Linked DNA regions of Homo sapiens: region 2 is linked to region 1. Evidence: chromatin contacts called from ENCODE Hi-C or POLR2A ChIA-PET data. All regions are on one chromosome and are shown on one strand. The core of a region is the stretch at or near the end of the contact, and the rest is flanking DNA. Distances in the headings are between cores, read along the strand shown. Region 1 overlaps JDP2 (Jun dimerization protein 2). Region 2 has its middle 5.9 kb from the start of LINC01629.

Region 1 (2,575 bases), core at 37-2,536:
GGAGGATGGACCAAGCAGTGTCCTCTGGGCTGGTCTGTGAAGACCCAATCCCTGTCTTGAAGAGCAAGCCATTTCCTTCTCTGGGACTCAGTTTCCTCATCTAAAATCTAGGGATTAGCCTTGGTGCTTCCAAGAGCCCCTGGCACTAAGCGTCTGTAAAAGCAGAAACTTCTTTTTTCTTTTTTTCGAGACAGAGTCTTGCTCTGTTGCCCAGGCCGGAGTGCAGTGGCACAATCATGGCTTACTGCAGTCTCAACATCCTGGGCTCAAGCAATCCTCCAGCCTCAGCCTCCTGAGTGGCTGGGACTACTGGTGTACACCACTGTGCCCAGCTAAGAAACTTCTTATAAGAAATTAGGGGGCACCCTTCCTACATCCCTCAATCAGGCCCACGCTGCCCTTGAAGGCTGGATGAATGAAAACCCAGAGAAGTCAGAGCTGGAAAGGACTTTGCGGAGATTTTAGTCCAGCCCACCGTGTGGAAGGTAGCCTGATGGAATGGAGTCAATCCCTGTCTTTTCCCAGCTTGGCAGCCTCGGGCAGACACTCCACCTCGCTGAGCCTCAGTTTTCTCACTTGTAAAATAAGGCCCCTGAGACCCACCTTGCAGATGTGTTTGAAGGTCAGTGAGAAATGGGAGCTACTTGTGCTTATTAAAGATGAGCCCCAGGACCGGAGAGGTGACCTGATTGACTCGAGGTCACAGAGCAGGGCACTGTGGTGACCAGAGCCCAGGCTTCTGAGGACAAGCCCACTAGGGTCAGCTGACTGCCAGAGGTCATAAATCAGCAGCCGTGGGCCAGTGCAGCCCACAGATGTGTTTTGTTTGGCTCATGCGGTGTTCCTTTCAAAATGGAATTTGTTGCTGACATTCAAAAGTGGGAGATTTTACTTCAAAAATTTATATTTTCTTGAAAACTTGGAAGAATTAGCAGCACTGAGCCTGCATCCCACTGGGGCTAGTGTCCCCTCCCATGGCAGGAGGGGTGGCCACCGCCCCATCCAGCCCTCCCCCCTCACTAATGGTGAGTTACTTGCTTGACCCCTGAGGTGATGTGAGTCTGCAACCCCAGCCTTAGACTGACCATTTGTCTTGAATTTTCTCCTAAAGCCCTGCCCGCTGTTCACTGAAACAGCTCAATATTTCACAGCTGAGGCCCAGACCTTGGCCACTGAGTAAGAAGGCCTGGCAAGAGATGACGGGAGAGACAGGAGGGCAGAGAGTTTCCAACAGCTCAGCCCCATGGGGGATGCTGGGAGGGCCTGGCCCCTGCAGGCTGCCGGGGGTCAGCAAGGGAGTTGGCTGAGGGCCCCTGGGGTTTCCTCATTCCTCCCTCCTGGAGTGGGAGGAGGCTATGGGCCTAGCCGGCTGGGCAGGCTGAGATCTTGTCCCTGAATTGCCCTACTTTGTTGATGGGGGGTGGGGGAGTGGGGAGGGACTGCAGCCCCTGGCTTAGTGCAGCCCTGTTTATGTAGGGGAATGTCTGGTATGTTTGGTATTTGGGTGTTTACTTCCCAGGGTGCTCATGGGTCCCTGGTGTTGAAATGTGGCTCCTCCATGCAGGGGGGGCCCTGGTGGGCCTGGCTGGCTGTGTGAGGCCTGAGGCTAGATTTGGAGGCTGCGGGGCTGTTACTCCAGGCCTGCTCACTGACAACTCAGCACGCCCTGAACTCCCCAGCCTGCTCCTCCCTCTCCGCAGTACTCCTTTCTGTGCCGCATTCTGCCCGGAGGCAGGCCAGTGTGCCGCTGCTGCAATAGCACCACCTCCGCCTTGCCTGCGAAGGAAGGCAGGGAAGCTGGCATCACGGAACTCTTCCTGTGCTCCCGGCTCTGGGCTGGAACTCAGTCCTCATTACTACCATGTGCGGCAGGGCTCAGTACCTTCCTGTACAAGTGAGGAATGGAGGCTCAGAGAGGCCAAGTAACTTGCCCAGGAGCACACAGCTGGTCTACAGCAGAGCTTCTGGAGGAACTCAGGTCTTAAAGACCACCCCCCAACCCCACCAACCAAAGCTCACACTGTCAACTCTGATGCCACAAGTCTCAGATTAGCCTGGTTCTGTCTGCCCAGGCAACAATTCTTAGTATGAGACAGAACCCTCAGACTTGGGCTACTCTGGTTAGTGCTGGGGGTTTTGGTTTTTCTTTTGTGTCCATTTTTGCTTATCACTTCCTTTATTTCTTTGTCCATGTGAGAGTTTCTGTATTTTCAGCGCCTTGGGTTGAGAATGTAATTTCTCTTTCTCATTCTGTCTCTCTGTGGGTCCTGCAAGCTATGTTTTTGAAAACGCTTATGAAAAGTCAGAATTCAAAATCACATCTGGGCTGCTGTTTGTCACAGTGGAAATGCCGCGCCACCTGCAGACGGGGCCTGAGAAACACGGAAATGGGTGAGGGTTAGGCCCGAGAGGAGCTGGTGACGTCCCCTCCTTTAAACCATGGAGCTTGAATGTTACACCTTCATGTAAATTGTGCAATAACGTTTTTTAAAACATGTTAAAAACTTCTAACTCTAAAGGCAGTGATCATGATCAGACCACCCACCCCTTGAAGAGCAGGACGTGCTCAGGCCCT
Region 2 (2,575 bases), core at 57-2,556, 1.5 Mb after region 1:
TACTGCACTCCAGCCTGAGCACCAGAGCGAGACTCCGACTCAAAAACAAACAAACAAACTGTTTTCATGGTTATGTCCCTGTGTCTAGACAGGGCCTGATGCACTGTGGGCACTCAAAAAAATATTCATTGAGACTGGGCGTGGTGGCTCATGCTTGTAATTCCAACACTTTGGGAGGCTGAGGTGGGAGAATTGCTTGAGGCCAGGAGTTTGAGACTAGCCTGGGCAACATGGTGAGACCCCTTCAAAAGAAAAAAAAAACTGGCTGGGTATCGTGCCTGTAGCCCCAGCTACTCATGAGGCTGCAGCGGCAGGATCACTTGAGCCCAGTAGTGTGAGCTTATAGTGAGCTATGATTGTGCCCCTGCACTCCAGCCTGTAGGGCAGTGACCAAAGGAGACCCTGTTTCTTTCTTTATTTTTTTTTTTTTGAGACAGAGTCTCACTCTGTTGCTCAGGCTGGAGTGTAGTGGCGCGATCTCGGCTCACTGCAAGCTCTGCCTCCCAGGTTTACACCATTCTCCTGCCTCAGCCTCCTGAGTAGCTGGGACTACAGGCGCCCGCCACCATGCCTGGCTAATTTTTTGTATTTTTAGTAGAGACGGGGTTTCACCGTGTTAGCCAGGATGGTCTCGATATCCTGACCTCGTGATCTGCCCGCCTCGGCCTCCCAAAGTGCTGGGATTACAGGCGTGAGCCACTGCGCCCGGCCAGGAGATCCTGTTTCTTAAAAAGACATATATAATTGAATAAATGGAGTAACGGGGCAGGGCCAGTGGCATAGGTATTTTTCAGAAGCTTGTGATTTTGAGGCACCCCTAAGTTTTCTAGGTGGATAAAGCACCTGGCAGGGTGCCTGGCCTGAGGTTAGCTTAGTGCCAGAGGCCGGCTGATGGCATTATCTTGTTCCTTTAAGTTTCCTCGCCCACACCTATACCTTGGGCCTCCCAGTGATATCACTGGGAAGCCCTGTGGCATCCTGACCCAAGGGCCCAGCCATTCCAGCTTCTAACCCATCCCACAGGGGACAGCTCCTGGCTGCCACGCCCTCCCTTCCCTCCTCTCACCCACTTTGGAAGGGTGAGTCAGGACAGAAGACCAGGAACAGTGGCCTCAGGCCACTCTCCCGCTGCCCAGGCAGCCTGTTCTGCCCAGGGCTGTGGCAGGAAGGAGCCAAGCCACAGGGCAGGCCAAGGCTGTGCGGGCAGCTCAGGGCAGGGGCCTGGGGTGGGGCGGAGGAGCTCCCCTTTCTTGCTGGGATCTCTCCACAGGCCGCCAGCAGGCCCTGAGCTCCAAGGGGAGCCTCTTCCACCGGGCCACTTTCACTTTCTCTTTTCTCCACAGAAGCAGAACCAGCAGGCCCAGCTCACAGAGATGGGGTGGGAGTTAGGAGTCAGAAAAACTGGCTTGGCCAGGCGCAGCGGCTCAAACCTGTAATCCCAGCACTTTGGGAGGCCGGGACGAGTGCATCACCAGAGGTCAGGAGTTCGAGACCAGCCTAGCCAACATGGTGAAACCCTGTCTCTACTAAAAATACAAAAATTAGCTGGGCATGGTGGGGGGCACCTGTAATCACAGCTACTTTCAGGAGACAGAGGCAGGAGAATCGCTTGAACTCAGAAGGCGGAGGTTGCAGTGAGCCGAGATTGCGCCATTGTACTCCAGCCTGGGCAACAAGAGTGAAACTCCGTCTCAAAAAAAAAAGAAAAAAGAAAAAGAAAAACTGGCTCCTGGGGGGCCTCCTGAACATGGGAGAAAGGCGGCTCAACAGCCTCTGTGCCCCATAGCCATGTGAGTAAATCTCAGCAGAGAAATAGTAATAATGACAGTCCCTTATATTCCTCAGCCAGGAATACCTTTATTTATTTATTTATTTATTTTTATTTTTGAGACAGGGTCTCAATCTATCACCCAGGTTGGAGTGCAGTGGTGCAATCTCAGCTCACTGCAACCTCCACCTCCCAGACTCAAGCAATCCTCTCACCTTAGCCTCCCGAGGAGCTAATTTTTAAAATTTTTTGTAGAGATGGTCTCACTATATTGCCCAGTCTAGTCTCACACTCCTGGTCTCAATCGACCCTCCTGCCTCAGACTCCCAAAGTGCTGGGATTACAGGTGTGACTTACCATTTACTCAGCCTGCCAGGGATACTTTCAAAGCACTATCATGATTATTATCTCACCAGATCCTCACTCTGGGGCGGGGATAGGGAAGACAGGAATTAAAAAACAAATGCAAAAAAAAAATGTCCTCCAGGCTGGGAGTCAACTGAAGCCAGAAAGCCAGGGCAAGAACATTTTGTAGGTTTTGTATTTTGCCAGATTTCCTCCCTGTTCCCAGAGGTTCACCTCAGAGCAGCAGAGCCTTGCTCAATCTCTGCCCATCCAGGAAGAAACTGAGGCAACCCTGGCAGGACCCAGAGTGGAAACACAGCTGACGCCTCCATCATGGCCCCCTGTAACAGTGCAACACTCACAAACAAAGGAAGGGAATTCACTCCTGGATTTCCCAGCAGAGCCAAGTGTGTCTTAGGAGCTGGCAAGGAAGGGAGGTGACATCTGGGAGAGGACCAGGAG

Evidence for each region. A loop is a pair of places that touch in the nucleus more often than their neighbours do. ChIA-PET counts read pairs that join two places held with the same protein, here RNA polymerase II (POLR2A). Pooled maps may share reads with other maps.
Region 2: a loop to region 1 is called in a map of PC-9, with 6 times the contacts of the local background. The contact joins two enhancer-like sites. A Hi-C loop is called at or near these places in 1 of 168 maps with a recorded cell type or tissue (PC-9) and 1 of 50 pooled maps. POLR2A ChIA-PET finds 5 or more read pairs at or near these places in 2 of 52 experiments (BJ and PC-9).

The regions. Positions count from the first base shown.
Region 1 is chr14:75,451,750-75,454,324 of GRCh38, forward strand. All of the region lies in intron 2 of JDP2 (Jun dimerization protein 2), which reads left to right. Among named protein-coding and RNA genes, the nearest start is that of JDP2, 25 kb to the left of the region's middle. RefSeq lists enhancers at 248-762, 763-1,278, 1,279-1,792. Within about 2 kb of position 1,287, at least 29 of the 41 ENCODE cell types and tissues checked have a DNase peak (open chromatin) inside an H3K27ac peak, as active enhancers do; they include PC-9, where a contact is called at or near this core.
Region 2 is chr14:76,952,490-76,955,064 of GRCh38, forward strand. No RefSeq gene overlaps it. Among named protein-coding and RNA genes, the nearest start is that of LINC01629, 5.9 kb to the right of the region's middle. RefSeq lists enhancers at 617-1,186, 1,187-1,756. Within about 2 kb of position 1,307, at least 38 of the 41 ENCODE cell types and tissues checked have a DNase peak (open chromatin) inside an H3K27ac peak, as active enhancers do; they include PC-9, where a contact is called at or near this core.